5 separate regions of the Mus musculus genome follow, and all the other regions are linked to region 1. Evidence: chromatin loops called from intact Hi-C (ENCODE). Cell type or tissue: heart. All regions are shown on one strand. Links, peaks and the distances in the headings refer to the core of each region. The heading gives the core; the rest is flanking DNA. Region 1 holds the start of Nabp2 (nucleic acid binding protein 2). Region 2 holds the start of Esyt1 (extended synaptotagmin-like protein 1). Region 3 has its middle 11 kb from the start of Esyt1. Region 4 holds the start of Zc3h10 (zinc finger CCCH type containing 10). Region 5 holds the start of Cs (citrate synthase).

What was found. Peaks named below come from ENCODE experiments on the same cell type or tissue, not always from the same donor. Only the 100,000 strongest peaks of a DNase experiment are listed, where the experiment ranks them.
Region 2: it touches region 1 in a loop (2.2-fold over the local background); 3 of 42 quality-filtered maps call a loop at or near these places.
Region 3: a loop joins it to region 1, with 5 times the contacts of the local background. A loop is called at or near these places in 6 of 42 quality-filtered maps.
Region 4: a loop joins it to region 1, with 3.0 times the contacts of the local background. A loop is called at or near these places in 6 of 42 quality-filtered maps.
Region 5: a loop joins it to region 1, with 3 times the contacts of the local background. A loop is called at or near these places in 4 of 42 quality-filtered maps.

Annotation. Positions count from the first base shown.
Region 1 is chr10:128,407,429-128,413,352 of GRCm38, forward strand. It overlaps Nabp2 (nucleic acid binding protein 2), which reads right to left and starts at 2,422. Exons shown (of 7, transcript NM_027257.2): 1 at 2,308-2,422; 2 at 1,819-1,920; 3 at 1,270-1,408; 4 at 1,107-1,178; 5 at 888-969; 6 at 726-792. The coding sequence starts at 1,897. Rnf41 (ring finger protein 41) reads left to right here and starts at 4,188. Exons shown (of 7, transcript NM_001164237.1): 1 at 4,188-4,397. In heart, for the core only: CTCF peaks have their summits at 2,369 (motif pointing right) and 2,569 (motif pointing right); DNase peaks (open chromatin) are centred at 1,763 and 2,473; H3K4me3 peaks cover 3,043 bases; H3K27ac peaks cover 2,777 bases.
Region 2 is chr10:128,522,842-128,528,765 of GRCm38, forward strand. Esyt1 (extended synaptotagmin-like protein 1) reads right to left here and starts at 3,018. Exons shown (of 31, transcript NM_011843.2): 1 at 2,623-3,018; 2 at 233-274. The coding sequence starts at 2,982. In heart, for the core only: a CTCF peak has its summit at 2,963 (motif pointing left); DNase peaks (open chromatin) are centred at 1,430, 2,030, 2,240, 3,170 and 1 weaker place; H3K4me3 peaks cover 2,961 bases; H3K27ac peaks cover 2,452 bases.
Region 3 is chr10:128,533,449-128,539,372 of GRCm38, forward strand. No RefSeq gene overlaps it. Among named protein-coding and RNA genes, the nearest start is that of Esyt1, 11 kb to the left of the region's middle. In heart, for the core only: a CTCF peak has its summit at 3,015 (motif pointing left); a DNase peak (open chromatin) is centred at 3,003; H3K4me3 peaks cover 801 bases; H3K27ac peaks cover 999 bases.
Region 4 is chr10:128,543,755-128,549,678 of GRCm38, forward strand. Zc3h10 (zinc finger CCCH type containing 10) reads right to left here and starts at 3,992. Exons shown (of 3, transcript NM_134003.2): 1 at 3,940-3,992; 2 at 3,074-3,137; 3 at 1-1,784. The coding sequence starts at 1,732. The coding sequence ends at 425. It overlaps Rpl41 (ribosomal protein L41), which reads right to left and starts at 5,414. Exons shown (of 4, transcript NM_018860.4): 1 at 5,334-5,414; 2 at 5,195-5,219; 3 at 4,904-4,926; 4 at 4,356-4,675. The coding sequence starts at 5,206. The coding sequence ends at 4,633. It also overlaps the pseudogene Gm9176. In heart, for the core only: CTCF peaks have their summits at 2,759 (motif pointing left), 2,958 and 3,994; DNase peaks (open chromatin) are centred at 1,217, 1,807, 4,047 and 4,827; H3K4me3 peaks cover 2,881 bases; H3K27ac peaks cover 2,643 bases.
Region 5 is chr10:128,333,449-128,339,372 of GRCm38, forward strand. It overlaps Cs (citrate synthase), which reads left to right and starts at 4,279. Exons shown (of 11, transcript NM_026444.4): 1 at 4,279-4,511. The coding sequence starts at 4,470. Gm51822 (a long non-coding RNA gene) reads right to left here. Exons shown (of 2, transcript XR_003949053.1): 2 at 3,691-5,924. In heart, for the core only: a CTCF peak has its summit at 2,349 (motif pointing right); a DNase peak (open chromatin) is centred at 4,223; H3K4me3 peaks cover 1,729 bases; H3K27ac peaks cover 2,161 bases.

The DNA of each region.
Region 1 (5,924 bases), core at 1-4,000:
AAGATCAGTCTGTACAACATGGTGTGAATGTGTATCAAAAGAAAAGGGAGAAAGGAAAAGAAAGAAAAACATAAGAAAAAGAAAAGAAATTAAAAAGAAAAATACAGGGGCTAGAGAGATGGCTCACTGGTAACAGCATTGGCTGCTCTTCCAGAGGTCCTGAGTTCAGTTCCCAGCAACCACATGGTGGCTCACAACCATCTGTAATGGGATCCAATTCCCTTTTCCGGTGTGTCTGAAGAGAGCGACAGTGTATGCTCCCCCCCCATACATAAAATAAATAAATAAATCTTAAAAAAAGAAAAATATAATACAGATTATGCCACATAGCTTAGGAATCAAGTAGTCCACACAATCGAGGTATGTGTGTATGTGTGTGTGTGTACCTACTTCTCAGAATGTATTCCCATCACTTAGTGATTTATATTACAAAGAATTTACAATGATACTTTAAGTGTGGTCCATGTGATCCTGTTTGGCACACCTGGAGAAACTACTCTACTCTCCTTTGTTTCTTGACTGGACAGGAGAGAGTAGCTCAGGTCTTCAAGTCTCTTCGCCACTGAGACTTGCAGAAGGTGTAGGAAATGAAGGAGAACTGGGTGGAGGGGGAACATCCTGAGAGAGGAGACACTTGGAAAAGGGATGAGGAAAACACATCTTTCCTGGCTGGGCAGAATGGGGGACTTGAAGGGGCCAGTGGAAGGAAAGAAATGGATTCCTACCTGGAGAGGCAGCAGGGGGTCCCGTGGTCGCTTGTGGGGCAGTAGGGCTGTTGTCATTGTTCTGCACCTGCAGGCACAGATGAGATATACTCAGACCCTCCTCAACATCGTGCTGCCAGGCCTGGTCTGCCATCTTCTCTAACGCCAGGCCCAGAGACTCACCGATTTGTTGGGCGCCTGCTGCGTGTTATACTCTGGATTGGGCTCACTGAAATTAGGGACTTCGGAATAAACCATACAGAATCTGCAAAGAAAGGAGCAGAAGCCTTGGACCTGTCCAGCCAGGAGATGTGGACGGCACAGTCTGTGTTGCTTCCTTGTAAACCCTAACTTATCCACTTTGGGTTCCTGGCGCTTATCTCAACTGCTGAGACAACTTACTCTCCAATCTTCTGCAGATCGCCCCCACGGCCAGTGTACAGTGTCAGACAACCTTTGAACACTGAAGCATACCTGTGGGGTGAAGCAGGATTCGGTCTTCAGAAAAGTTGTAGGGACTTTTAACTACACCCTACCGCTGTTGCCACTAGGAGCCCTGCCTTACCCTTTGGTGAGTCGGATAATGTCCCCAGGTTGGATCAGGTTGCCCACATCGTCCCATACTGAGATGTTGATGCTGCCCGTTTTGTCTGCCACTTTACAGGTCCGAACCTCGTGTCCGTCCTTTGTCTTGGTCACCCGGCCTTTAAGGGAAGAAAGATATGAGAATGGAAATGAAGTCATACAGATAGTGGTGATGGTGAGAGTCCGGGTATTGGCTGAGTTAGGTAAAGGAACAGAAGCAAAGCCCACGTCCCTCCTTGATGGCGGGTTATGCGTGGGTGGGTGTATGGGGCGGTAGTGGAGATCCAGCACCATGGAGAGAGCCCCGAGTGGGATAAAGGCCCGCGTGGCATCAGGCCATTTAGTTTTACCTATTTTATACCTGTCAGCAGCTCCCTCTGCCAGCGCTCTAAGTGATTAGAATGAGCATGGAGGGGGAGCCTTCTCCTTGTCCAGGCAAGTTAAGAATGCAAGCGGTGGTCCCGTGTGCTCCCACTCTCCATGCTCCTCCCCCTTTGCTCCCACGAGTCCACTGCGCATGCATAGCCACCTGTCTCCAGTACAATGAAGATAAGATTCAGATTCTTGAGCCCGGGCTTGATATCCTTCACGAAGGTCTCGGTCGTCATGCTTCCCGAGCCGTGGCACCCCGCTGGAAGCGGAAATGGGAGAGGAAGGTTCAAGGCTCAGAGCCTTTGCCCCCATGCTCCCGCTCGGCCTACCCACCACAGCAGGCTGGAATCTGGCAGCCTCGGTCCCCCTCTAACCCTTCTGGGGGGTTAGAAACGAACTTCCCTGGGGGCCTCGTACTTCAAGATCAGAACTTATAGATCTCTGGGTAAGATGCTTAGGGGCTGGTAGGCCCTATGTCAGGATGCTTTCAGTCTCACGCTCCGAAGCCGGGAGGCTGAAGGAGACTCGGAGGGAACCCGATGCAGCTCCAGGAAACAGAATCTCACTCGGCAGATCTTCCTGAACCCGCATCCCCACAACCCAGAACTCGGTCCATCCCCTCCCCCACTCGCAGCCCACCACCCACCCAGCCAGCAGGCCGGACTGTGCACACCGCCGAGCCACCCGCAGGGGGAGCCAGGGGGCTGGCTGCCGCCGGATGCTGCGGAGAGGAACGCCGGAGCGCTTACATTCCCGGAAACGTCCCCTGACCTCCTCCAGCCAATAAGGTCCGATCTGCCTCCCAAAGCGCCCCACCTTCGGCCACCACCCATCCAATCAGGCTCCGAGATTCACTTGCCGCGAAGGGGGCAGTTTTAGGTTTTAAAGGAACCTTGCAGTGTATTAGTTCCGTAGAGGGAAAGATGGATGGACCACCAGGGGGCGCCCCAGATACCAATCCTCCCTTCCTCCCAAAGAATGCACTTTGGGCTCTTAAACATTTCATTTTCTCTTCAACTAGTGTCACAGTGGAAAAAAGGTCCAAGGGCGATGGAATGCAGCAGGAAAACGTTTTAGTTCCAGTCTGTTTCTTTGCTTGTTTTCTCGGCAATTCTTTTTTTTTTTTTTGCGGGGGGCGGAGGGAAGGAGTTTGAGACAGGGTTTCTCTGTGTAGCCCTGGCTGTCCTGGAACTCACTCTGTAGACCAGCCTGGCCTCCAACTTAAAAATCCACCTGCCTCTGCCTCCCAAGTACTGGGATAAAGGCGTGCGCCACCACTGCCCATTTTACACATGAAAATGGAAAGTTAGTTAAAAGCCAGTACCTTGGACATGGCAGGAGCTTACACATCATCTTTAATGTACCGAACGGTTCGGCTCAGGGCTCTGGGACAAGCAGCATTTTCGCCATAGAAAGATAATACGCAGATTCACTCTCCTTTGAAAGACGTTGAACCCGGAACATAAAAAGCAAGCCTCAAGCCAGGTGGACACTGGGGAGGCAAGAGGTAGGCGGATCTCTTGAGTTTAAGGCCAGCCTATCCTACATAGTGAATTCCAGGACAGCCAGGGCAACAAAGAGAAACCCTGACTAGGGGAGAGGGAGGGGAGGGAAGCAAGTTTGACTTGGTTCACAAAGGCACATCCGATTCCTGTTTCCTTATTTTATTGTATCTCAGAGACACCTAGAAGCTTAAGTTTCCTCTGGTACTCGTCATATTGTCTTCAAAGGAAGCAGCTAGCTCTGTATTCTCACGAATAAGCTAGTTACATATGTACTAATGTGAATTGCCCTTTAAAAAAGAGAGTATCTACAACAAATACTATTTGACACCAGATTAGCCTAAGAGGTAATGTAATTGCATTCCTTGTCTTGCTTCCCCGCTTACCTAACACAGAGCGCTTTAAACTCCACCACGACTCTCCTCGGGTTCTCTCCCACCCATTTCCCCTAACCACAGTGTTGCAGCCTTAGGAAATCAAATCCATTAATGTTTCGGGCGGTCTGAGTTTTTGAAGAGCCATCAGGAATACTACAAGAGTGTGTGGCTGGGAGGTGGACGACCCCTGCAGCACCCTAGATCAAAGCTTTGCGGTGAGACACTCCCTCCCTCTCCATCCTGCGGCCTCCTAAGTTAACAGCAGCATCCATCCCCATGACTGTGAGTCACAGGTCGGGAGGCTCCGGGATGCTGACCACAGCTCTGGAAACTGAAGGGCTGGGAGGACAGCAGGCCACGCTGCAGACCAGCTGCCCCGCGGCGACCTCGTCCCAGCGCTGCACCAGGTCTGGCACCCGAGCCGTGCACCACCCAGCACCAAGTAACTCTGCAAGGCGGGACACCCAGGGTCGCCCCGGAGCTTCACACCTGAAGCACATAGAGCCCTCCCTCCCAAAAGGCTACACTGTCCGTCCTAAGAACTTCCGGCCCAGAGCGGAGGCCCAGCTAGCCCCCGCCTCTCATAGGCCGCTCGCAAGGAGCATCCAGGCGCCGCCGAGTTAAATAGAGAGGCGGGGCTTGGTGACGAGCTTCCGCCCCGTTGCGTAGCAGCAGTGGGCGTGGCTAAGGGCTAACCCGAGACAGCGAGGAGTGGTCGGAACCTTCTTCCCCATCCTTACCTTCCCCTTCCCCTACGGGGAAAGGCTGAGACCGGGCACACAGTGTGCTACGCGGCCGCCGTGTCCTCAGCTGCAGCCAGGCCCCGCGTCCGGAGAAACCAGGCTGCGTTCCGGGTGGTGCGTAATGCGCCTGGGCGAGCTTCTAACCCTGGGGGGTTGGGGGGGAGAGGGGGCGAGGTCCCTGTGGATTGGTGCCTGGGTCCGAAGTGCTGGGGGTAGGGAGGAAGGGTGGAGAGGAGGAGGAAAATGGAGGAAGGGAGCTCAGCTGGGAGGAGTCGGGAGGTGAGCTAGCTGGGGGCTCTGGAGCTTTGGAAGATCCTCTGGAGTAGGGAGAGCCTCGGGAAGTGCGGGAGTGGCCTTGGGCCAGCCTGAGGACCCGGGAGGAGCTGATTGCTGGGGCTGAGGGACAACATGGAGTTTAAATGGCAATGATTGACAGGCCTGGAGGCGAAGGGAACGTTCTGGGGGCTAGCCTTGGCAGGGACCGCGGAACCCAAACCTCCGCCCTCCAAGCGCCATAGCTTGGCTTCTTTCCCATGCCTTGTCTTTGGCAGCCTTGTCTTTCTCTTTTATTCCTTCGCCGCTTCTCTCCCCTCCCGCCTCTCCGTGGAGGACTCTTACATTCCTTACATCTTTGACCCTGAATGATTTGCAGCCCCGCTCTCTGATACGCACGATCCATCCACTCGTTTAATACACTGGAAAGCCCACCCCAGTCCAGGAGGCAGGGCATTTGTGGGGTAGAGAGTGAGGGGGGGTGGGAGTAGGGGCAGGAGAAAGACCTGAAAAAGCAGGATGAGGGTGTTTTGGATTGGTACACTAACTTCATTTCATGAAACTTCATTTCAACTGGTAGCAAATGTGATGGTTACCAAGGCCACTGTTCTTGGGAGATTGACCTATGAGAATCTTGGCAGCTACTTCTTATACAGTAGTTTTAACTACTGTAGCAGGATGGGTGGCTACTAGTGTTCCCCCAAGAAAGAGTGGGATTGGATAGTGCCAAGGGAGGGTGAGGGGTGCATTTGTTATGCAGTGTCTTCAGTAAACCTTGTGGCAGGGCCTACTTCCCAGTGATTGAAAAGAAGGAACAAGCATTTTCAAGCATTTCCTCTGGTTCTCACTGTGAGTTTATTTTGCCATTCTGTTGCAACAAGTAATACAGCAGTCTTACACGTGCACTCAGAGTTTATCTCATTTGATTTGCAGGACAATAGGTTAGAAAATGCAAGTGTCATATCTGTTTGACAGTTGGCTACACGGCTTGTTTGAAGCTGTCCTGTCAGTGGATGGCAGAGCTAGGACTGGAATCCAAGCCCACCCTCCTTCCCCCTCTCTCCTGATTCAATGCTTGTCTTACAACTCCTGGTCTGTTTTCCTAAGGGTTAATTTTCCCATTACAGGAGGCTTTTTGGTTTCTGTGTTTGGAATTTCTTGTCCCTAGGAGACCAAGCACAGCCAATATAGTACCTGTTCCTGGAAGCTTTTTTTTTTTTTTTTTTTTTTTCCTGAGGTACAGGTGCATGTGCCAGATGGTTGGGAAATGAAGTGTTGTTCAAAGGAAGGAAGCATTCCTCCTCCCGTGTTATGTGGGGTGGGGAGGAACATCAACTCTCTCCTCTCTGGACCACAGTGAAGAAAAAT
Region 2 (5,924 bases), core at 1,130-5,129, 120 kb after region 1:
GGCATGACAGCCTACAGCTGCTTTCTGAGGCCCGATGCTACAGTGGGAAGATCAGTTGAGGCTGCCCTGGGCTCAGTGTCCAGAGCTGAACATGGAGATACGGTCCTTTCGGCTCACCCCATGGGCAGCTCAGGGGACCATGCTCTAGCTGAAACGGAGGTGTGGAAAGGCATCGAAAGAGGAATAAACCCCACCCAGGGAAAAAAAAAATCAAAGCTGAGGCAGTCCTCACCTTGTTCAGCCATTCGGCCTTTTCCACATCTGGGAAGCTGACCTGGCGGAGAAGAGACAGAAGGCAGAGGCAGTGATGAGCACACTTGACATCCACACTTCCTAAGAGGCTCATGGGATGCAGCATGTCCATCTGGCAGGGACTCCTCACACCCAGGGCTTGGGTGGCAAGGTTTCTTCCCTCCCTCTCCCCCACCACATTTTGTTGTTGTTGTTGTTGTTCTGACGACTTATTTTATGTACATCGGTGTTTTGCTTGCATGTATGTCTGTGTGAAAGTATCAGATCCCTTGGATCTCGCAGTGTGAGCTGCCATGAGGGTGCTGAACCCAGGACCTCCGGAAGAGTAGAGTCAGTGAGTGCCCTTAACCAGCGATCCATCTTTCTACCTCTCCCCCACATGCACGCTTTTTTTGTTTTAATGACTTATATGCATTGGTGTCTTGCCTACATGTATGTCTGTATGAAGGTGTCAGATCCCTTGATTCTAGAGTTACAGGCAATGTGAGTTGCCATGTGGGTGCTAGGAATTGAACCCAGGTCCTCTGGAAGAGTAGTCATTGCTTTTAACCACTGAGCCATCTCTCTACACCCCCCCCCCTTTTTTTTTTAAAGAAAGTTTGAGTTTATTAAGAGACAGTTTTAGCTGGCTACGGGGACACGAACATATATTGCCAACACTTGGAAGGTAAATGCAAGAGGGCAGGGAGTTCAAAACCAGTCTGGGCTATATGAGACTATGAGTTAAACAAAGGGGGAAAAAAGTTGTTTTTCTGTTTGTTTGTAGATAGGGTTTCAATATGTAGCCCTGGCTGACCAGGAACTCACTATAAAGACCAAGATGTCCTCCAGTTCACAAAAATCCACCTGCTTCTGCCTCCCAAGTGCTAGGATTAAAGGCGTGTCACCACGCCCAGTAAGAAAAAAGTTTCAACACAGATCCAAGCATACAATCCCGGGGGTGGGAGAATTCTTTCCTTAGAACTTGGGGACACTGAGGCTTCTTTAATAAGGGGAGTGGGTAGGATGTGGGGCCACATAGAGATGCTTCAGCTAGCTCAGAGATGCGAAATGGCAGCTTCTGGGGCCAAGGAGGGGGAGGGGGAGGAGTCTTGAAGAGAAGGGTACATTCTTTCAGGAGGAGATCCTGTCAAATCAGAACTCCGGGGAATCCTGGGATGAAGAAGTCCTAGTTCCTTTGTCCAGCCTTCCCTGCTCCCCTGGGACCGGGCGTGGGCTCCAGTATAAGAAGGTGAAGAAGAAACCAAACCCTGATAACCTAGAGACTGGCAGGAAGTCTTAGGCCTGGTGCGCTGGTGCGCTAGTGCCTGCGCAAGCCTCCGCACTCTCTCCCTCATTCCTTTCCTCCCTAGCTCCTTTCTCTTTCTTCCTGAGTGGGAAAGGACACCTGTGCTGTACACGGAGGTAGGGAGGTGTTGGGTTAATTCCAAGGATAAAGAGTAGCAATAACAGTTGCTACTTAGGGCACATGAAACCGTTTCTTCTTCTTTTCTCTCCAGGGAATGGCAAGTGTGACTGGTGTCTGCCTCTCTCTACCTGTCACCTCTAAGTGAGAAGAGTAGGGAGGGTACCCCAAAGGGGTTGGTAACCCGCTCAGCTTAGCAAGGTCAGAGGGAGGCATCTTTTCAGCCCAGGAGACAGGGTATAGTAATGAGGGCCTGGGTCGGCTGAGCAAACGAGCGAGCGAAGGCTGCTCACAGTCCGGAAAAGGGTGGGGCCGCCCTGGGTACGAGTAAAAAGGAGCAGCGGGAACTACAGCTGCCGCACTACCCTCTTCCCAGAACCTCCTCCTCCCTTAGCCCAGCAGCCCGGCTGGCTTGAGGCTGGAAGGCGACCGCGATAGGTCATTTCCAGGTGCTGGGACTCAGCGGAACAATGCTTGCAGGGCTGGGTCTCAGCGGGTACCTAGAGACAAGGCAGGAAACGGAAAACCCTAATGCCCTGAAGTAGATAAAAAGCCTTGAAAGCGCTAGCAAAGGCGGGGGAACCTCTGAGCCATCGCGGGGTGGGGGGTGGAGGGATCCCCAGAGGCAGCGCGGCAAAGGCGCGAGTGGCACCAGAAGTCAGGAGGAGCGAGCATTCTACACGCTTGGCTGGGAGCGGCAGCTCAGATGTACTGCTGTAGTCCGAGGAGACGGAGGAAGAAGTCCCGATTCCGTGGAAGGATCCGCTCTGCGGCAAGGGTGGGCGGGGAGAGTGGGTGGCCGCGTCCAGGAGTGGTGCGTCCCAGCACACAAGCGCTAACGGGACGATGCAAAGTCTGGGGGCCCGCTGTCCTAGGTGGGGGAGCTGACTTTGTAGGGTGGGAGAGCCCCAAGTTGAGGGGCTAGGAAGAGCTATACTGCACCAAGGGCTGAAGTGGTAACTCACCCAGGCAGGTAGTTCCCGGTGGCTCATATAAAGCGTCTCTGCGGTGATCCGCTCCTCGTCATCCAGCAGCTGCCTCGCTGCCCTCAGGCTCCGTTCTTTCCCATCGCGGACCCGGCGCCAGCCCAAGTACAGGGCGAGGCCGAAAAGCACGAAACCTACGCTAAGACCCGCTGCCCCTGCCAGGTACACCGGCACCAGCACCAACAAGCGGCGCCCGAAGGAAGTCAGCACCGCCAGGGCCTCGCTCGCCGCACCTGGGCCGGCAGGTGGGACCCCGGAGCCCCCGTCCCGCGTGGAGTCCGTGGCAGGGGGCTGCCCTGACGGCTCGGGGCTGGCGCCCTCTTCAGGGGAGTGCTCCATGGGGCAGCTTCTGGGAGTGCCCGCCCGAGCAGCTGCAGGCAGCTCAGTGTCTGGTCCAGCTCCCCCCCAGTAATATATGGTGCTCCCCCCGGGACCTCAAGCCCCGCCCCGCCCCTGCCTGTTGGGGCAGCGCCGCGTAGACTTGGGAAGCTAGAGAGGACTTGGGATGGCAGGGCCTCCGTGATTGGACCAGAGGGTCAAGATGGGAGGGTTGGATGGCGGGAAAAGGGGGGGAAAGAAACCAAAAGACAGTATTTGACTGGTCACGGAGAGAACGGGGCGTAGCGTCCCACTTAAGAGGCGGGAGCAGCTGCTCCTCCCACGTGGGATTGGAGCGCCTGTGGAGTTACGTCATGCAGAGCCGCTACTCTAATTACTGAGTTCAGAGTGAGCTAGAGTTGAGGGTGTATCTCTCCACACGTTCAAATGGTTTGGCAGGGTTTGGTCTGAATCTTAAATATTCTTTGTCAACTTTCCCAGCGTTTGATACTCAGAGAACGTTCGTTTTTGCCTCTAAGAATATTCTTTGAGTTTTTACTGGCTGCCCTTGCGAAACGTTAGGGAAATTAGACCGATTTAGAACGAAAGTCTAGGATGACCGACCCTGTCTAGCGGCCCTGTCTGTGCTGTCCTCAGTCCCCCTATCTTGTCCGTGAAAAGGAACAAGTCAGCGACAGCTGGGGCGTGATGAACATTAGAGTTCTAATACTCCAGTCTTGAAGAAGTGGGGTGAGGGGAGGAGATCGGTAGATAAGTGAGATTTTGTTTCTTTTTAGAATCCAGAGTTAGTCATCTCTATCATAGAGGGCCGATTAAGATTATAGTCAGGGAGGGGCGGTGTTCAACGGCAGCAGTAATTATTACATTTTGCAATAGTTTCCTGATGCTGACCAAAATCAGGTCGGGGAGGAAAAGGTCTGTTTGACTTACACTTCCATATCATAGTCCATCATTGAAGGGAGTCCAGGCAGGAACTGAAACCGGGCTGGAACCTGGAGGCAAGAGCTGATGCAGAGGCCATGGGGGGCGGGGGACGGGGTGCTGCTCACTGGCTTGCTAAACCGGCTTTCTTTCTTTCTTTCTTTCTTTCTTTCTTTCTTTAAGATTTATTTATTATATGTAAGTACACTGTAGCTGTCTTCAGACACCCCAGAAGAGGGAGTCAGATCTTGTTACGGATGGTTGTGAGCCACCATGTGGTTGCTGGGATTTGAACTCCGGACCTTCGGAAGAGCAGTCGGGTGCTCTTACCCACTGAGCCATCTCACCAGCCCCCGGCTTTCTTATAGAACCTAGGACCAGCAGCCCAGGGATGGCCCCCGCCAACCATGGGCTGGGCCCTTCCCTATCAATTAAGGAAATGTTCTACATAGAGGTTTGCCTACAGATCTTATGGAGGCTTCGTCTCAATCAACGTTCCTTCCTCTCAGACGACCCTAGACTATGTCAAGTTGATATAAAACTAGCCAGCACCCTTGGGAACATCTAGGACACTAAAATGAAGAATTCTGACAGACGGGATGGTACATAGCTGTAATCCCAGCATTTTGGAGGCTAAGGCAGCCTGAGATAAATAGCAGAAACAAAATAAAACAAAACAAAAGGAGGCAGGGGTTGGGGGATACAGAAAGGAGGGGAGGAGGAAGGAACAGGCTAGGAAGACAGCTCTGTTTATATAGCCCAAGCATGACGACCTAAATTCATTCCCCAGCAACCACAAGCAAAAGGCCTTTGCTCCACAAGCTTAGTGACCTGAGTTTAGATCTCTGCCATCCCGTCTGTAAAATCCAGATATGGTAGCTCACTGCTAGCAAGACACACACTCTCTCTCTTTCTCTCTCTCTGTCTCTCTCTCTGTCTCTCTCTGTCTCTCTGTCTCTCTGTCTCTCTCTCTCTCTCTCTCTCTCTCTCTCAAAAGATTAAGTGGGGCTGGAGAGATGCTTCAGTGGTTAAGAGCACTGACTGCTCTTCCGAAGGTCCTGAGTTCAATTTCCAGCAACCACATGGTGGCTCACAACCACCTGTAATGGGATCCGATGCCCTCTTCTTCTATGTCTGAAGACAGTGACAGTGTACTCACATACATTAAACAAACAAACAAATAAATAAATCTATCTTACAAAAAAATTATAATAGAAGATTAAGTGGAGAGCTATAGAAATGGCTCAGTGGGTGAAGGCACTTGCCACCAAGCCTGAAGACCTAAGTTCAATGCCCCAGACATACATGGTGGAAGTGGAAAGCCAACTCCTGAGAGTTGTCAGGTTGTCCTCTGATCCACCCATGTTCCCTGTGATACACACAGCTTTTAAAAATATTATTTATTATTATTCATACGAGTACACTGTAGTTGTCTTCAGACACACACCAAAAGAATGCATCAGATCCCATTACAGATGGTTGTGAGCCACCATGTGATTGTTGGGAATTGAACTCAGGATCTCTGGAAGAGCAGCAGTCAGTGCTCTTAACCGCCGAGTCATCTCTCCAGCCCAATACATGCAACTTTAAAAGATGATTTCACTATGTAGACCAGTCTGGCTCTGTACTTAAGGAAATCCAACTACCTCTGCCTCCAAAGTGCTTACATTAAAATAAATGTATAAACAATCAAAAAAATAAAATAAATGTATAAACCATCAAACTTGGCCTTTTTAAATTTTTAAGTTAATATTTTATGTGGGTATGAGTGTAGGTCAGAGAATAACTTTCTGGAGTTGTTTTTTTTTTACATGGAGTGTGTGTGTGTGTGTGTGTGTGTGTGTGTGTGTGTGTAGCTCAGAGGACAACCTTCAGGACTTGGTTCCTCCACCTTAGGCTCTAAAGTGACCTGAACTCAGGTCCTCAGGCTTTGCACAGAAAATACTTTGACCAGCTGATCTTCTGATAACCCTATAAAAGAGTTGTGGATGTCTGTGTGTGGATATGTGTATAGGTGTGCA
Region 3 (5,924 bases), core at 1,146-5,145, 130 kb after region 1:
TTGGGAAGCAGAGGGAGGCAGATTTCTGAGTTCAAAGCCAGCCAGGTCTAAAGAGTGAGTTCCAAGACAGCCAGGGCTACACAGAGAAACCCTGTCAAAAAAAAAAAAAAAAAAAAAAAAGCATAGGTCAGGGTAAGAATCCTGGTTGGGGTTGGTAATTTTGTAACATTGTTTTGGTTACATTTTCCTTGGGTGTTTAAGAACATATAAGTGGCCACAAAATGAACACATTTTGTTCTTCTTGTGGCCAGTTGGGGTCCTCAGGTGCTACTTGTAAGAATTTGGGGAAGAGTCTGTTGTTTCCTTTAGTTCTTTTTCCTACCAGTTGTGGGATCTGTTGAAACAGTTTAGGGTCTTGCTGGCTGAAGGGAGCAGCCCCAAGACTGGCAAACATGGCTCTGTCAGGTCTCCCCCTTCCTCCCTTCCCTTTGCCTTGCTAAACTGTTAAGATTACATTCCTAAAGCTAGCCCCCAAGGTACATTCCCTTATTTGGCCACAGACACATTCCTGAGACAAAACACCAAGGTCCAGTTACCAAAGCATTAAGTCCAGTAGTGAGAAACCCCCTTGCTACCCATATCAACACTTCTGATCAAAATTAACCAACTCACCCAACATGAGGTTCTTTCTCCCTTTCCCTTTCTGAACTGCCATTTGCCTACGGGCCATGTCTGTCTCCTCTCCATCCAGAGACAGTCCTTTGTCCTTTGTCCCTCTGGGGCAAATAAATCTCCTTTGTAGATGGTCTAGTCGGCCATCATTGAGAAGAGCGGCCCCTTGGTCTTGCAAACTTTATATGCCCCAGTACAGGGGAATGCCAGGGCCAAGAAGTGGGGGTGGGTAGGTAGGGGAGCAGGGCAGGGTGAGGGTACAGGGAACTTTCAGGATAGCATTTGAAATGTAAGTAAAGAAAATATCTAATAAAAAAAAGATAACATATTTTACAAAATAAAAAATAAATCTCCTTTGTGTTGAGAACTTGGTCTTGGGTGTTTCTGGTTCCTGTCCTTTCACTGACCACATGGCTTCCCTTGAAGACAGTAGGACATTCCCTCTGTGGTGATCCTCCTCTCTGCAGAACATATGCTGGTTGGAGCCCCAACTCTGATGGGTCCATGACTTCTCTGATCAAACTGACAGGGAAGAGTGAGTGGAGTGCTTGCCTGGTGAACTGACTTGTTTTATGTCAAACCTGCCCCAAATTAGAGTCATCAGAGGATGGAGCCTCAATTGAGAAAATGCCACTATAAGACCCAGTTGCAGGACATTTTCTTACTTAGTGATCAGTGGGGGAGGGTCTAGCCCATTGTGAGTAGAGCTATCCTCGGGATTGTGGTCCTGAATTCAATAAGAAAGCAGGCTGAGCAAACCAGTAAGCAGCATCCCTCCATGGCCTCTGCATCAGCTCCAACCTCCAGGTTCCTGCCCTGTTTGAGTTCCTGCCCTGACTTCCTTCAGTGATAGACTACAGTGTAGAAACGTAACCCAAATAAACCCTTTCCCCAACTTGCTTTTGGGTCATGGTACTTTGTCACATTAATAGAAACCCAAACTAAGACCCCTGCGTACCCAAAGCCGTGGGTCCCATCCCCAGCACCACATAAAACCAGGTGCGGTGGTGGCATACACCTGTAATCTCAGTCAGTACTCAAGAGGTAGGGGTGGGAGGATTAGAAACTCAAGGTCAGTTTGGGTTACCTGATGACAAGTGTCTGTGAGCTGCCTGACCTTTCCAGAGTTATCCATCATCTCCTGGTCCTCCAAGACCTAATAGACCCAGGGCCAAAGTCCTGGCTGAGCTGAGGGAGAGAGACGGTGGACTGCAGGGGGTGGGGGTGGGGGTTAAAGCAATTTTGAGGAAACACAGCTCCAAGCCAGATAAAAATCACCAGCTTGTGCTGTTTGAATGAGAATGGCCCTATAAGCTCATGGATTTGAATGCTTAGTCACCAGGGAGTGGCACTGCTTGAAAAGGATTAAGAAGTGTGGCCTTGTTAGAGGAAGTGTGCCACTGAAGATGCACTTGGAAAGTGCTAAAGTCCATGCCAAGCCTACACAGAAGGATGTAGCTCTTAGCTATTTATCCAGCACCAGCCTCAAGGGCTGCCAACCCTCCATGATATGACGGGCTAAACTTTTTTTAAAAAGATTTTATTTATTTATTACATATATGTCTATATGTTAGTACACTGTAGCTGTCTTCAGACACACCAGAAGAGGGCATTAGATCCCATTACAGATGGTTGTGAGCCACCATGTGGTTGCTGGGATTTGAACTCAGGACCTTTGGAAGAGCGGTCAGTGCTCTTAACAGCTGAGCCATCTCTCCAGCCCAGGCTAAACTTTCTAAAACTGTAAGCAAGCTTCCCGTTAAATGCTTTCTTTTATAGGAACTACCTTGGTCATTATGTCTCTTCACAGCAATAGGACAGTAACTAAGACGCACAGCTACAAACCTAATCTCTCTCTTCTAACCAACCCTACTTCCCCTGCTAAGCAGAAAAACACAAGACTCAAAATCTATTCTGCATCAAAGAGTAATATTAAGTTTTACTTCCCTTTCTCTGCTGCCCCAGGCCTGGCAGGATCTAGACTTCCTGAGCACAATTCTCTCTTTTACCCAGGCTCTCCACATTCACACATGTGAGCAAGTAGAAACAGAAGAGGATGGGTGATCTGCTTGCTGGGACTACCATCACTGCAATGTGAGGAACTTCCTTAGTTGAAGGACTCCCCACACACCAAAACTTGTACCACACCTCAGTAAAAGAAAAGGCTCTTGTTGAATAGACCAGCTGAGCTCCGGAGGTACATGCATTTCTAACTTTTTCTTCCTCGACCCACCACATCATGAGACCTTCACATAGACATTATTATATGGTGCACAGAACATTTTTCAGGCCGGTTTTGTCACAGATCGGATTCAGGAGCCACGGGGTGCTGTGCCTTAACCGCACAAACAGGGTGGGGCCCCATCTGTTGTCAATTTTGTGCCTTAAGCGCCACCTGGTGGTGATAAACTGTAATAGGCCGCGTCTCATGACCAAGGCTTGAACTGAGTACCTACACTTCCTGGTTGTGTGTATAAACTTCGGCGGGAAGCACGGGGTTGGAGGTGGTATTTGATCTCAGCACACTCTGGAAGACGGAAGAGGAAACAGGATTTGATGAACCTTTCTTCTGTACTCCTTTTCAAAGGTTTGATGAAGCGTTCTTCTGTGCTCATTTTTAAAAGCTACTGTCAGTCGGATAGTGCTGCTGCCCTGGATGACTCTATATAGGTTTATTACAGTCAAGAATCAAGTCTGCCATGGCCTGGAGAGATGGTTCAGCGGTTAAGCGCACTGACTGCTCTTCCAGAGATGCTGAGTTCAATTCCCAGCAACTGCGTGGTGGCTCACAACCATCTGCAATGGGGTCTGATACCCTCTGTCTGTTGTGTCTGAAGAGAGCAATGTGGGGCTGGAGAGATGGCTCAGCAGTTAAGCGCACTGACTGCTCTTCCAGAGGTCCTGAGTTCAACTCCCAGCAACCACATGGTGGCTCACAACCACCTGTAATGGGATCTGGTGTCCTCTTCTGGTGTGTCTGAAGACAGAGACAGTATCTTCATTCACTCACATACATAAAATAAATAAAGTTTTTAAAAAGAGAGAGAGAGCAATGGTGTACTTATATACATAAAATAAATAAATAATTAAAAAAAGAAGAATCAGCCTGCCTAATTGAATGTTGGCCCCATTGCTTATTAATTGCAGAAACCTAGCAGAATGTACTTGTATGTATATGTATATATATATATATATATATATATATATATATATATATATATATATATGCCTGGTACCTGAGGAGGCTGGGAGAAGGTATCATTCCCCTGGAACTGGAGTTAAAGTTGTGAGCATCTGTTCCAGATTCAGTCTTTATGTGATCTAGACTTTCTTGTACCCCAAGGCGCCTTGGAACCTGCTATGTAACTGAGGCTGTTTTGAATTCCTGATCCTCTGGCTTCAGCCTTTCAAGTGCAGGAATTACAGGTGTGAACCACCACACTCAACCATGGTTTTAAAAGTAAGTGTGCATGCGGTGTGTGCTTGTCCACGAGTGTGCATGTGCATAGCTAGAATAACAGGTGATTGTGAGCTGCTGACTTGGGTGTGCAGAGAACCAAACTCAGGTCCTTTGAGTGGACAGTTGTGGGAAGCCACATGTGCCGTTGCAGAGTGGCACTGACTACTGCTGGCCACCATGCATAAGTTTGGACAAACAACCAATGTGTACATATGCAGTAAAGTTTTTTGCAAAGACACTCCCTGGCCCGGGCATGATAATGAGGCTTTGAGAGTATGACCAATCAGATGTGAGACATGCAAATGAGGTATGATAATGAGGCTCTGTGAGGTACAGAGAGTAGCCAATCAGATGAGGAACATGCAAATGAGGCGTAGTGCATAACCAATCTGGGTGTGAGACACGCCTCTCCTAGGCCTATATAAGCAGCACCAGTTCTGGGCTTGGGGTCTCTTCGCCTCTGCAATCAAGCTCTCCCAATAAACGTGTGCAGAAGGATCCTGTTGCAGCATAGTTCTTGCTGGTCGAGTCCAAGGAGCGCAAGAGACAGTGTTACTAACTCCTCTGGGGGAGACACACATTCTAAAGTTCCAAAGACAAACCAAGGTACAAGACAGTGTTACTAACTCCTCTGGGGGAGACACACATTCTAAAGTTCCAAAGACAAACCAAGGTACAAGTCCACCAAAAGTTCACCGGGGAACCAGTAGACTCTTAGGCTTACTTACAGAGCAGCGAGTGAGAGTTACAAACAGGAGCACAGGTGACCTTAAAGCAGCCACCCTGGAAGGTCTGAACCCAGGAGGGATGATGGCTTCTCCAGATGCATAGAGAAGGTCCCTTCCCCTCAGCCTTTCCCACTTATATCCTCTAGCCCCTCCCCCAAGAACCATGAGTCCAAGGCAATTAGGGCAGAATTGCATGCCATTGGTTGGCAGGACTGGCTGGATACTCAGGTGAGGGTCCCATGACCTTCCTGCCTTCTAAGAGGGAAGGAAATGGTCAGGAGGCCCAGCTGTGATGAGCTTCTGTGAGTAGGCCCTGGGAGAATGCTTGAAGATGGTGGTAGTTTGGTTCCTGTACAAGAACAGCAGGCACTCATTGTCAGGACAAATGGGCTCACTGAGATGCCTGTTAACATAGCAAAGGGGACTCAGACCACCAGTCTCCCTCAGGACTACTTTTTTTTCTTTTTTCTTTTTTTTTTTTTTTTTTGAGACAGGGTTTCTCTGTGTAGCCCTGGCTGTCCTGGAACTCACTCTGTAGACCAGGCTGGCCTCGAACTCAGAAATTCACCTGCCTCTGCCTCCCAAGGACTTCTGTTACAGGGTCCTCCTGGCTGGGCTGGTATACCCTGACACCTACCTCAAACTCTCCAGCCCAGAGGCTGGCCTGCTCTTCCCCCCAGCTTCTCCGATTCTTATATAATGCCATTTTGGCTACGCATGTCTCTATCACTTGCCCCTTGTCTGTTTTTTGTTTGTTTGTTTGTTTGTTTTTTGAGACAGGGTCTTATATAGCCCCAGCTGGCCTCAAACTTGTTCAGTTGCCAAAACTGGACTTGAACTCTTATTTATTCATTTATTAATTTGACACAGGTCCATATAGCCCTCACTGTTCTGAAGCTGTAGACCAGGCTGCCTGCCTCTGCCTCCCTAGTGTGTGTCACTGCTCCCATCCTTGAACTATTTTCTTATTTTTTTTAGTTTTTTTGTTTTTTCAAGACAGGGTTTCTCTGTGTAGCCCTGGCTGTCCTGGAACTCACTCTGTAGACCAGGCTGGCCCTCGAACTCAGAAATCTGCCTGCCTCTGACTCCCAAGTGCTGGGATTAAAGACACGTGCCACCACTGC
Region 4 (5,924 bases), core at 1,113-5,112, 140 kb after region 1:
TGACCACTGACTTTCACTTTCTCCATCTTTCCTGGCTCTCTGTCTGGGTGGGGAATTTCTCTCTCCCACACCAGTGCTGGAATCTGTGCTGTTCACAATGAAAACAAGACCAGGGACACCCCCAACTTCCTATGAGAAAAGACAGTCCCTCAGTCCTTTCTCTCTGCCGGCTCAAGTCTCCACTCCTGTGCAAGCCTGTTTGAGTTGAGGCCTGAAGGAGAGACCCCTCTCAAGAGTGGGGAGAACACACCAGCACAACCCTGCCTCAGGAGATGCTCCTACCAAGTATATTCCTTGTAGTCTCTTGTCCTAGTTTCTGAGTGGCCCTTCGGACAGAGCCTGGGAGGGCTATGCAAGTGGGGAAGGGCCCCGTGACCCCAGCCCTCGGATGCTGTAACAGGGAGTAGAGTATCCATTAGTCCTGTCAGTGTGGCATGGCTGTGATGCGCATGCTCTGGGAAGCAATGGGGTAAGTCACCATAGGAGTAGTGGTGTGGCTCATTGTGATTCCTGCTAAGGGCTGGGCCATGGACACAGCCACAGGAGCCACAGGAGCCACAGACACAGCTACAGGGGCCATGGAAACAGGTGGGGGTGCCATCCCCTGGGCGATGGTCTGAGCCAGAGCGGCTGACAGCGGCGTGATCTCGGGGTTCAGGTGTGGAGGTGGGGGCGGCGGAGCGGCAGGAGGTGCAGCATTAGTCGGGGGAGCAGCCGGTGCCCCTGTGGGAGCAACAAGTTCTTGCTGGGACACAGGCCGAGGCTGTAGAGCCTGGCTGCTCAGAGTGGTATGAGTCTGGGCGATGCCATGGTTAAAAGTGGCCACTGTGCCCACAGTGGGGGCCAGGGTCTGCTCAGTCGCGGGGGCAGTGGAGCTCAGAGTCATCACCTTGGCCTGATTCCGGAACTGGGCATTCTGCTCCAGAAGTACCTCATTGGTGGCCAGCAGGTTGCTGACCTGCTTCTTCAGCTCCTCCACGCGTTTCCTGAGCAGGGCGTTCTCCTCCTCCAGCAGTCTGCACTCAACCCCACGGAGCGGAGCCAAGTTACATTCGTAGGACTCGAAATGGGGGCCGTCAGGAGGGCAGCAGCCACCTCTCCGGCGCTTAGGGCCTGGTTCGTGGTCCTCAAAGCCCCTTTCCGGAAGGTCGTAGATGTCATAGAGATCATGACGGCGTCCTGGGGGAGCAGAGCCTGTGGAGCCTCCACCTCCAGTGCCTCCTCCACCGCGAGCATCAAACTCAAAATCCCTTTGCAGGTGACGAAACTTGCACTTGGCTCCTCTCTGACAGTCACCTTTGAGGAAGTCGCGGCAGATGGGGACCTCCTCCTTACCATTGGGTAGGTCGGCGGGTGAGAGACCCAGCCCAGCGGCCACTTTCTGCCTCAGCCGGGGAGGCAGCTCTCCTGTCTTCTTATAGCCATCCTCATCCTCCTTGGAGCCGTGGATGAAACGACAGTTGGGGCGGCTACACTCCTTGTTTTGGAAGTCATGGCAGAAGATAAATTCATTTTTGCTTACCCCCAAATTGGATACCTCACTCATGTCTGGGTGGCGGTATCGACATCGCTTGCCTCGTTTGCAGACGTTCCTCAGGAAGTCTCTACAGATGGCATCTGAGGTGGCTCCCCCGCTGCCTGTCCCTGCCCCACTGGCCTCCTCACTGCCACCACCTCCAGGGCCTCCACCGCTGCTGCCAGTGCCGTTGGCATAGCTGTCCCGGTCAGGCATCCTGGTCCCCCCCAAGTCAGGGTCTTCTTCCTTTTCTTGCCACTCTTGGCGACTGTTAAAAAAGAGAACTGTGTCAGAAAGGGGTCCTCCGGAAAGCTCCCTCTCTCCTGACCATACAGTGGGCAGGCTTCTGGGGCAATGGCTTTGGGAGATGGAGAATCCAAGGAGAATTCTAGCTAGCCCGGCTGACTTGCCAGAAGTCCCGCCCAGGCCCTTATGCACCTGGTCTTGTTTGGAGTGATTCACACTTGCCTGGCTAACACAGGAGGGAGAGAGCTGGGATGAAGCCACTTCATCTTACTAATGATGCTCAGCCAAGGAGGGGGAGGGAAGGGGAGAGTGTTAGATTTTTACCTTCTCTCATTTAAGTTGTGAGGGAGAAACTAAAACAGGTGTTGGTGTGTGAACAGACTGACACTGGAAAGAGTGCTCTAACACGGGCTGCTTAGCTTTGAGAACTCATGGAAGAAGGAACACCAGAAACAGAACTTCCCTTAATCCCTCTTCTACGTAAACTCAGCTCAAGTCTCCATGTATTTTAGAAATCCCTGGTTAAACAAAACAAAACAAAACAAAACTGGTGTCACTAGCTACAGGGTAACCCTGAAACCTGTCCATCTCCCAGTGTGTTCCACACACAAACACCCTCATTTCATGGAAAGACGTTCTGAGCTGAACTTTCTACTTTTAGATCCCCAGGACGAACTGTTCGAAGGACAAGGTGGAAAGGAGTTACTTTCATAGGAACGGTGACCTTTCTTTCCCCATTCCCCACCCCACTCCATGAAAATCCCACTGATATCAAACCATAGCACTCCTTACCCCATAAAAATCCTCTTTATTTATAGACTCTATAAAAGCTTTTTAAGTCTCCTGTTTCTCAAGAGAGCTCTGGAATGTCAGTCCACTGCCCTAATTCTAGCCCTCCCTTCTCTCTAACCCTGGGAGTCTAAGACTGGGAGTCCCTGCTACCACGTGTCTAATCTTTTAAATGTTCCCTGAGTAGGACTCAGGCTCCCCCTACTGTTCAAATAAGAGAAGTTCCTAGTTTCCGTTTGGGAATAAAGATACCTTTCTTGATTTCCCGTTTCCTTGACTTCCTTGACTTTGCTAGAATAACTAACCAGATTAGAAGTCAGAGATGCACAGGAATACACAAGATGGGAAAAGGAGCCCCAGAATATAAGAAACAACTGGTAAGAAACAAGCCCTTAAAAGATCATAAATGACGATCAGGTGAAGACTAAATGCCTTCAAAGCCTGACCAATGTTTCAAGTCCCACTAGAAGCAGATAACTGGATATGATAGCCTTCCTCACCCCAATATCCCAGAATTAATACCTGAGGTAGCTCAGGTGAAGTCCGGGGCTCCCGTGAGTCTCCACCTCCACATCACTGCTGGGTTCTGAACAAGAAACAAAAAAACAAAAAACGGAGATTTGAGTAGAACAAGGGAAAAACGTGAAAGGGATATGATGTGGTTTTCATACACTGGAATGAATTCTGACAAAAAGCTAAGAGCTTTGTGGCTTTTAGGCTCCCTTAAGAGGTCAAAGTGAACGTCACCTATCACAAGGAGAAGTCCCTATTAAGAAGGATAAGGGCTAGAACCGACCAATAAAAATTGGGAAGCTGAACTAAAAAACAAAACAGTTCCTGGTGAGGAAGGTTAGCGGAGCTTTACCTCAAGATGAGAAGGATATGGGGTTCAGAATCCGATCTAGGGTTGGAGTTCGGAACGCCAGCCAAACCTGAAAGCTGGACAAGGGCAACAACTGACTAGTGTCAGTGGGAAGGCGAGACTAGACTCGGGGGCGGTGATTACGACCATCCCCCAACACCCTAGAGTTCACGAAAAGTCCTACGAGTTTCCCTGGAAGTCTTCTGGCTTGGCCGGCTCCGCGATGCGGTGCCAGCACTCAGCGGTGGACCAGGTGACTGGGACACTGAGGAAGTGAAAGGGGAGGGGGGCTCGGGGTGACATCAGGCGGAGGGATGGGCAGGGCTGTGACGTCACGGGGCTGGCGTTTGCTTGGGAAGCGAGGTCAGTGAGAAAAGGGGCTCTGTCCTGGGTAACGAGGAAGAGCCAGGTCGGTTCCGGGGGGTTTGGGGGAGGCTCGTGTGGCCGGGCAGAACCCAGTCGCTGGGCCATCCCCGACTCCTCCCCTCCGGGCGCGGCCTCCACCTAAGTCTCCCGCCTCCCTCACCTGCCGCCGCCGCCGTAGTTGCTGCTGCCGCCTGCCGGTCCTCTAGCTTCGACAAAGAGCCGCCCACCCTACGGTTCTTCCGCTTCCTGCGGAAGAAAGAGACGCTCTAGCTACCAGACCCGGAAACACACTCTATGGTCCAACTTGCGTGCTAGTAGGCGCAGGAAGCTCCCAACAAGCCTTGCGCATCACCATGGTAACAGGACTCCGCCGGACCCGGAACTCCGCTCAGCGTCAGGTTCTACGCAGTGGTACCCCCAAAACGTAGGAGTGGCGCTGTGAACGCACCAACTCTGTAACTTAACCTCGGGCGCACACTCAACCGGCTCCAGCCAGATCAAACACCCAAACTATGTCGCCTATACAGAAACACACTCGAGTCCCCACCCCAAGGAACCGCAAAAAAACACGTAACAGCAGTTTGATTCTTCAGCTGACTGCAAGAGGGTTTATTGTACACGAGCTACACTTGGCCACAAGAGAACAGAGCTAGTCCAGAGTGCCGGGGGTCCAGGGCAGAGGGACTGTTTTGGTTGTAAGAAAGGCGGTCATTTCTCCAGGCGATCGCGGCGAGGTGACGTTCCAGGTCTACTGAGACTCATTACCGATGGCAGCACACAGTCCGATAGCTTGTCCCGGCCCTCAGCATCCCTCACTTCTGCTCCTGCAGGCGTCGTAGGTGCACGGGCTGGCTTACTTGGACCTCTGCCTCATCTTTCTTCTCTTGCGCTTCAGCCTGGAATGGAAGGCACACAAACCTGAGTTTTTTTTTTTTCCTTTGCACATCTATCAATACGTACACTTAGTGCACGAGTACAAGAGACGATGAGATTAACAAGCACCAGCTCTGCTGTACTGGGCGGCGACTCCTGCTTCCTTCCCGCCAGATATTTTCTTCCAACCAAATATCCCACACCGAGCTTGCCCCCACTGCCCCAAGGTAGTCTTGAAAAATTAAACGTACCTGCGCATTCTCTTCTTCCGCCACTAAAAAAACCCGATCATGTGAGGAGACAAAAAAGAATGTTAGAGACAGGCTTGTGCAAGGCCATGAAACTGCTCAGAACACAGGGCTTGACAAAGGACACCGGTTCAGTTTTAGAGCCGAATCCCTCATTTTCCCACCCCATCTTTTCTTCAGCAAGAATTTTAAGCCTCTCCCTGACTGCGAACACCCGAGGCAAACCGTCTGGAAGCCCGCAGAGGAACCATGGCGGGGACTAGGTGCCCGATTCACCACCTAAGAGCCGCTCACCTTCGCTCTCATGGCGCAGGAGTCTCTAGAGAGAAAGAGGGAAAAATGCCGTTAGCCCGCTGTGATGATAGTGAATGTGGAGGTCGGATGTTAACGGATTGCACTGGAAACCCGAACGCCAGAAAACCCCGCGACTAACCAAGGAAGATGGCGCTAAGACCGAGAGGGCGGAGAGGGAGGCCTACTGCTATTTAATGGCGTGCTCGGTGTCGTCACTTCCGAGCCGGCCCGTGTGTCGTCCCTTAGGGCGGGGCTGCTCGAGACAGCGACTTCCGGCTGCCTTACTAGAGTGCGTGTTATCAAGCCCCACCTTTCCGTCTATTTTAAGGATATTGTATTATTTCAACACCAGCACCTGTTTCCAGTATGGGACTGAGAAAAAATAGGCGGGGAAAAAAAAAAAAAAACCACTCCGTCTTCTCCCTCGTTGCTTCATGGGAGTTGTAGTTTCTTGGTAAACACTTCCATTTACTACTATTAATAGGTGTGGCTTGTAGTAAAAATTACTAGTTTTGCCCTGGCTTGATGACGCACGCCTTTATTACCAACTCCTGGGAGGCAGATGGATCTTTTTTTTTTTTTAAGTAAAAAAAAAAAAATGTCTTTAATCAGAAAGGATTTCTATTTCCTCACCACAAATACATTAAAGTAAAAAAAAAAAAAAAAAAAAAAAAAACACACACACACACACATAAAACATACATTTATACAAATTGGGAATCAGGGAAAA
Region 5 (5,924 bases), core at 596-4,595, 73 kb before region 1:
CTATACAGATGGTTGTGAGCCTTCATGTGGTTGTTGGGAATTGAATTTTTAGAACCTTTGCTTGCTCTGATTGGCCCCACTCTCTGGCCCAAAGATTTATTTATGATTATAAGTACACTGTAGCTGACTTCAGATGCACCAGAAGAGGGTGTCAGATCTCATTACAGGTGGTTGTGAGCCACCATGTGGTTGCTGGGAATTGAACTCAGGACCTTCAGAAGACCAGTCAGTGCTCTTACCAGCTGAGCCAACTTGGCTGCCCTGGCTTTGACTTTTGAGATAGGGTCTTGCTTAGTACCTCTGGCTGACTTCCCACAATCCTCCTGCTTCAGCTGCACTGCTAGTTACAAGCATGTACCCCCACACCCAGAGATAAATTATTCTTTGTTTTATTTCTACTTTAAAAATGTTTTAAAGTTAGTTTATTTTTTTATGTGTATTGGTATTTTGCTTACATATATGTCTTTGTAAAGGTGCCATATCTCCTGGAACTGAAGTTAGAGACAGTTGTAAGGTGCCATGTGGATGCTAGGAATTGAACCCAGGTCCTTTGGAAAAACAGCTAGTGCTGAGACATCTCTTCAGCCCCCCACCCCCACCCCTTTTTGTGACACAGGGTTTCTCTGGCTGTCCTAGAACTTGCTTGGTTTACAAGGCTGGTCTTGAATTCAGAGATTGACATGCCCCTGCCTCAAGAATACTGAGATTCAAAGCATTTTCCATACCTGGTCTCATTATTCTATTTTATAGATAAAGAAGCAAGTTCAGAGAGGTTAAGTGGTCTTGCTAGTCAACAAGGAACCGAGAATCCATCTATGATCATCTTAGCCAGTGATCTGTCTGCTACACCTCACTTTAGGAAGTACAGTCTGCATGTATTCTCTAGTAGTTGTATAAAGTAGTATTTCTAAGATGTGTTTGCAAACCCCCCTGGGAGCTTGGATGTGCGAGTGCAGGGTTCTAACAATCACCAGTGTAGAAGCATTGCGTCCTCTGGTCCCCTTTTCCAGACTGTTTCTCATCAGACTCCCATTTTGAGGGTTAGGAAAGAGGATAGTCAGGGCTGAATTGTCTAAAAGAAGCAGCCTGATTTAGAGCTGGGTGCAGTAGTACATGCCTGTTGCCTGAGTTTTTCGAAAGGATGAGGCAGAAGGATTGCTTGAGTTTAGGAATTTGAAGTCAGCCTGGGCAATAGTTTAAGACCCTGTTTCTTCAAAATATTTTAGGGTTGAGGTTGTAGTTCACGTGTTTAATGCTCTCCTAGTATTCATGAGCTCTGCTATCTTGTTCACCAAAGTCATTTCAGCTGCTACACCGTTCTCTCTCTCTCTCTCCCTCTCTCTCTCTCTGTCTCTGTCTCTGTCTCTCTCTTCCTTATCTGTATATGTTCTAGGGTGGGTGTCTCCAGTTCCTTACGTCAGTTATGGATGTGCAAAGGTTTTACAGATGGGCGAAACTGCATAGTTCTTATCTTTTAAAGTACCTTTATAGCAACACATTGTGCTGATGTCTCCAGGAGACTGCAGACAGTGATTCCCGGGTGTGGTTCAGTGGAACGACATTTGCCCAGTATGCAGGGTGCCTTGGATTCCTGGTAGCTAGGGAGTAGATGGTAAAGCTTGGCAGAGCTTGACGTGAGCTCTGGAATGAGGTTGTGAATTCTAGCTAGGCCAGCTATGAGCAATGGCCCTTGGCCGGACATTTTATCTGAGTTGCCTTCTCTTTAAAGGTACTATTACCTACATATTATAGAGTTGCAAGGATTAATTAAGGTGACTCATGCACTATAGTTAGATAGTGACTTGAAACAGTAAGCACTGCATTGTAGCTTTGTTCAGCTAAGCGTGGCAGTGTGTGTGTGCCTGGGATCCAGGAGGATCACAAGTTCTCCACCAACTTAAGCAATTTAGCGAGATTTTTTTTTTGCCTCAAAATAAATTTAATTTTTCTTTTAGATAGGATCTCTTTATATACTCCAGGCCATCCTTGAACTTACTGTGTAGCCAAAGATGACCTTGAACTCCAGAGTTTCCTGCTTCCACCTCCCAAATGTTGGGGTTATAGATACATGTGCCATTCCTGGTTCCTCACCATTTTTAAAAACAGGGCTTTGATGTAGCTCATGGCTTAGCATATGTGAGACTCATGTAACCATATACACGTTCCTGTACACACACACACATACAGAGAGAGAGAGAGAGAGAGAGAGAGAGAGAGAGAGAGAGAGAGAGAGAGAGAGAGAGAGCAAACTACTGTCTACTGTCTACTGAAGTTTGTTTACCTATAGGAGATAATGTTAAGACGATTCTAGAGCCCGAATTCTCCCACTTGATCTTGACCACCAGGGGGCACCGTTGTCCCTGAGCATTTTGAATCTTCCCAAGGTCACAATTATGTCAAGTCTTTTCTGTGGCCCCTTCCTGTTCTCATGCAGGTATATTTGGACCTAGAGTTTTCTTAGCTGTTATATTCATGCCAGTCTTAACTTTCCCACCTATGTTCAGAAAGAAACTGTAGGGCTAGGGGTGTGGTTTGATGTTTGAGTATTAGTAATAGCATGTTACAAACCGCATTCACTCCCAGCAATGAGGGACAGACTGATACAGACTCAGCTTTTGGGCGAAACCACTTAACCCCCTTCATCTCTGGGCTTTCACATTGATTTTATAACAATGGACATCAGGATTAAATAACTTCAAATAAATAAAAATTGGACGTTAAAGTACAGAATCCTATCAAGGGGCTTAAAAAGGATGGCATTCTCTCTGTAGTTATTAAAACTCCAGTTACCATTATGGCCACCCAATAATTGTCCCTTCAGCAGCCTCACCTGATGGGGACAGCCTCTGGTTACTTACGGCACTGGAGTTCAGGCCTCTGATCTGCTAGCTAGTCTCTGTGGATAATTAACTATGGGGGAAGGAACCAGGTCAGACTATTCTGGGGTTATGAGGAAACCCCATGTGAGATGCTAAATTGGGAGCCAATATTGATCAGTGAAGCTTTGAAGTCCCCGGGGAGGTGGTCTAAGGTTATTGCTTCTCAAGAGGCGCAGCTTCTCTTGATAAAGTTCTCTCATAAGAACTACCTGACTTCCAAGCTAGAACAACACTACTGGGCAGATATGAATATGTATATGAGAAAACTTGAGGAAATAGGGGTTTTCTTTCTCTTTTCCAAGTCTAAGCCACAAACTACATCCTCTATAAACAAGGACTATCTGAACTTGGCTTACATGGATACTGAGACCTCTGCACTTTGTTACTGTCATGTGGTGAGATAAAAGGATTGTACATTTGAGGCTTGGTGGTTACAGATAAGGTGCTCTGATCATTGGGTCAGCTTCTCTCCACCCTTAGGCCAATTTCACAGTAGGCACAGGAAAGTACAGAAGTTCTGAGGTGTTCTACCCCGGGGCATTTAAGAGTGATGTGTAAGATCATTAAATCCTTGTGTCATTCACTGCAATGTTTTCTGAGGGAGAAATAAGAGAGAGAGCCAAGTAGGATAAACGTCCTCGAGTCCTTTGGAAATACTGTGAATGATGGGACGAAAAGAGAGTGTCTAACACCTGATCTTGAGTGGAGAGTTGCAGCTCCTGATCCTGTGTCTGAGGTGGGCTGGCTCTATGGGGTTTTATGATATGGGGTTTTATGAAGAATGTCAGAATCATAAGGCCCAGGACCCAAAGACTGAAAGGTTCCTTCATATTAAGGGGGCTTTTGTAAGACTTAGACTCCATATAGTTCACAAACATCACTAAACATTCAGGCTTCTGGTTTTGCTCTTCTCCACATAACGGGGTCAGTATCTGTAATTTCAAGATTTCTTCTGTTCACAAATGACCATCAAGCAACTAACTCTGGCATCATAGCGGGCTTTCTGCGTGATGTCACCTCCACGGCCATGAAGTCATTAACCAAAGACATTCTTTAAGAAAGCATGCCAAGCAGGTAGAGGAAGTGCAATGGTCAGTTGCAGTGTTCAGTGACCTTCAAACGTCGCGTGCTGGAGCTTTATCTTCAGCATTCTCCGGAGAACCCGAAATGTGTTAAGGGCAAAGGGAAAAGCCAAAGAAGGAAGTTAACTGAGTTCTCAGGCACATCCTTAGACACCTACAATCCCTTTCCCACCCACTCCTAATTAGCCTAATCCGTACGGTCCAATCCTCCCCGCGATAACATCTGTCAAAGGCTCAGATCCCGCCCCTCTTCCATTTTGGGCCAATGGTCGAGGCCGGGGTGGGTCGCCGGAGGGGGGCGGGCTCAAGTTTCGGGCAGAGGGCGGGGCCTCGCCGAGGACCCTGGGCTGGGCGCCTGTGCCGGTTTGTCTACCCTTCCCCTCAGCCGCCTCCTTTCAACCTTGTCCGCCGGTTGGCGCGGTCTCCATCACAGCGGCGACCGCTCCTGTTGCAGCTGTAGCTCTCTCCCTTCGGTCCCTTCCCGCCAGGTCCCGGAGTTTCGCCCGCCATGGCTCTACTCACTGCAGCAACCCGGCTCTTGGGAGCCAAGGTGAGCTTAAAGGAGGGAGCGCGCCGTGGCGCGCGGGGTGGGGCTGAGGCGACCGCAGGGCCTCCGGCACCGGCTCTCCCTCCCACACCGGAGCGCAGCCCTCCGCGCCTTAAAGGGGCCCGACCCTGGCGAGCCGCCAACCCTTCCCAGAGCTCCTAGGCCATGTGCTGCGTGCCCTTCCGGCTAAGGTGAACGCTGCCGGCCCCGGCCTGCAGCCCCCGGCGGCCGGGAGGCCCGCCTTCTGTCATATCAAGTATCCAAGGTGCAAGCGAGGGATGCAGGGCCCTGGCTGCAAGGCCAGAGAGCAAAGATGTGGCGTGGTCCCCCGAATTAGGGAGAGAACTGTTGGAGGAGGAGTGGGGGATGTATAAATATGCTCACTTGGTCACTGGGGCTAATTTGGGCTCTGCTTTGTAGGGTGAGTCCTGTCAGGACCTGTTTCTTTCCTCACTGTAATTGAAGCCTGTAAGTGACCCCGCCGTTTTAGTTTTGTTAGGGGACTAGAGCCCCCCAGCTCCTCTTTGTCCTTGGGACTCCTGCACTTAATGTATATAGGAGGAGCTTGAATAGGGTGGGGCATTTCTGTTAAACCTGCTGATTATGTATCACATCAGGCTCTAGGTAGAACCAGAAAGGTTGTTCCTCCAAGCTACAGGCCAATAAATGAAGACAGGCGTGAGGTAGTAACACCAAGGTCACATGACTCAATTCTACTACCTACCAGGAGTACTTCCCCTTATTCCCTGGCGGCCCTTTAATTTGATGGTTTGCCTTTTGAATTCTGAAGTTCAAGTCCAAGTAGGGATAACTCTTAATTTCACGTTATCACTACTTTTTTGCTCAGCATAACTTGGGCCTTTAAACAGAGACCCAGCTATGCTGAGGGAATTTCAGCTCTAACCCAAGTGGGGACAGTCCCACAAATGACCTTGGCTTCTGTTTTAGTTTTAAAGGAACTAATAGGTTTTTCTCATCAGTAGATAGTTTGAAGCAAAGTACACCTGGAGGAAAGAAAAGACTTAGAATGGTATTAACTTTCTGTGTGAGATGCATAGTTGTCAGATGTACCACAAAACTTGTAGGGTTTATCTTGGGGCTTTTCTGTGTCTGGCAACAAGGTAGAGACTGGTTATTTGGTAGACACTTGTCTTACTTGGCTGTTGCTACTGCTGCTGCCAGGGAACTGGGTAAGGAAACCTCTTGGGAAATGAAGCAAGTTCTAGACGGTGTTTGGCAGAATGGTGGACCTATAATTAGATCGGTTCAGGAGCTGCTAACCCAGACCAGATAGTCTAACACAACAGTGAACTTGAAAAAGCCTTTGGTTTTACTTTTTTTTTAGTTTATCTTGCTTCATAAAGCCCTAGGAAATGTCATAATGCTTTGGGAGGGTGACTGGGCCACATTTGTGTT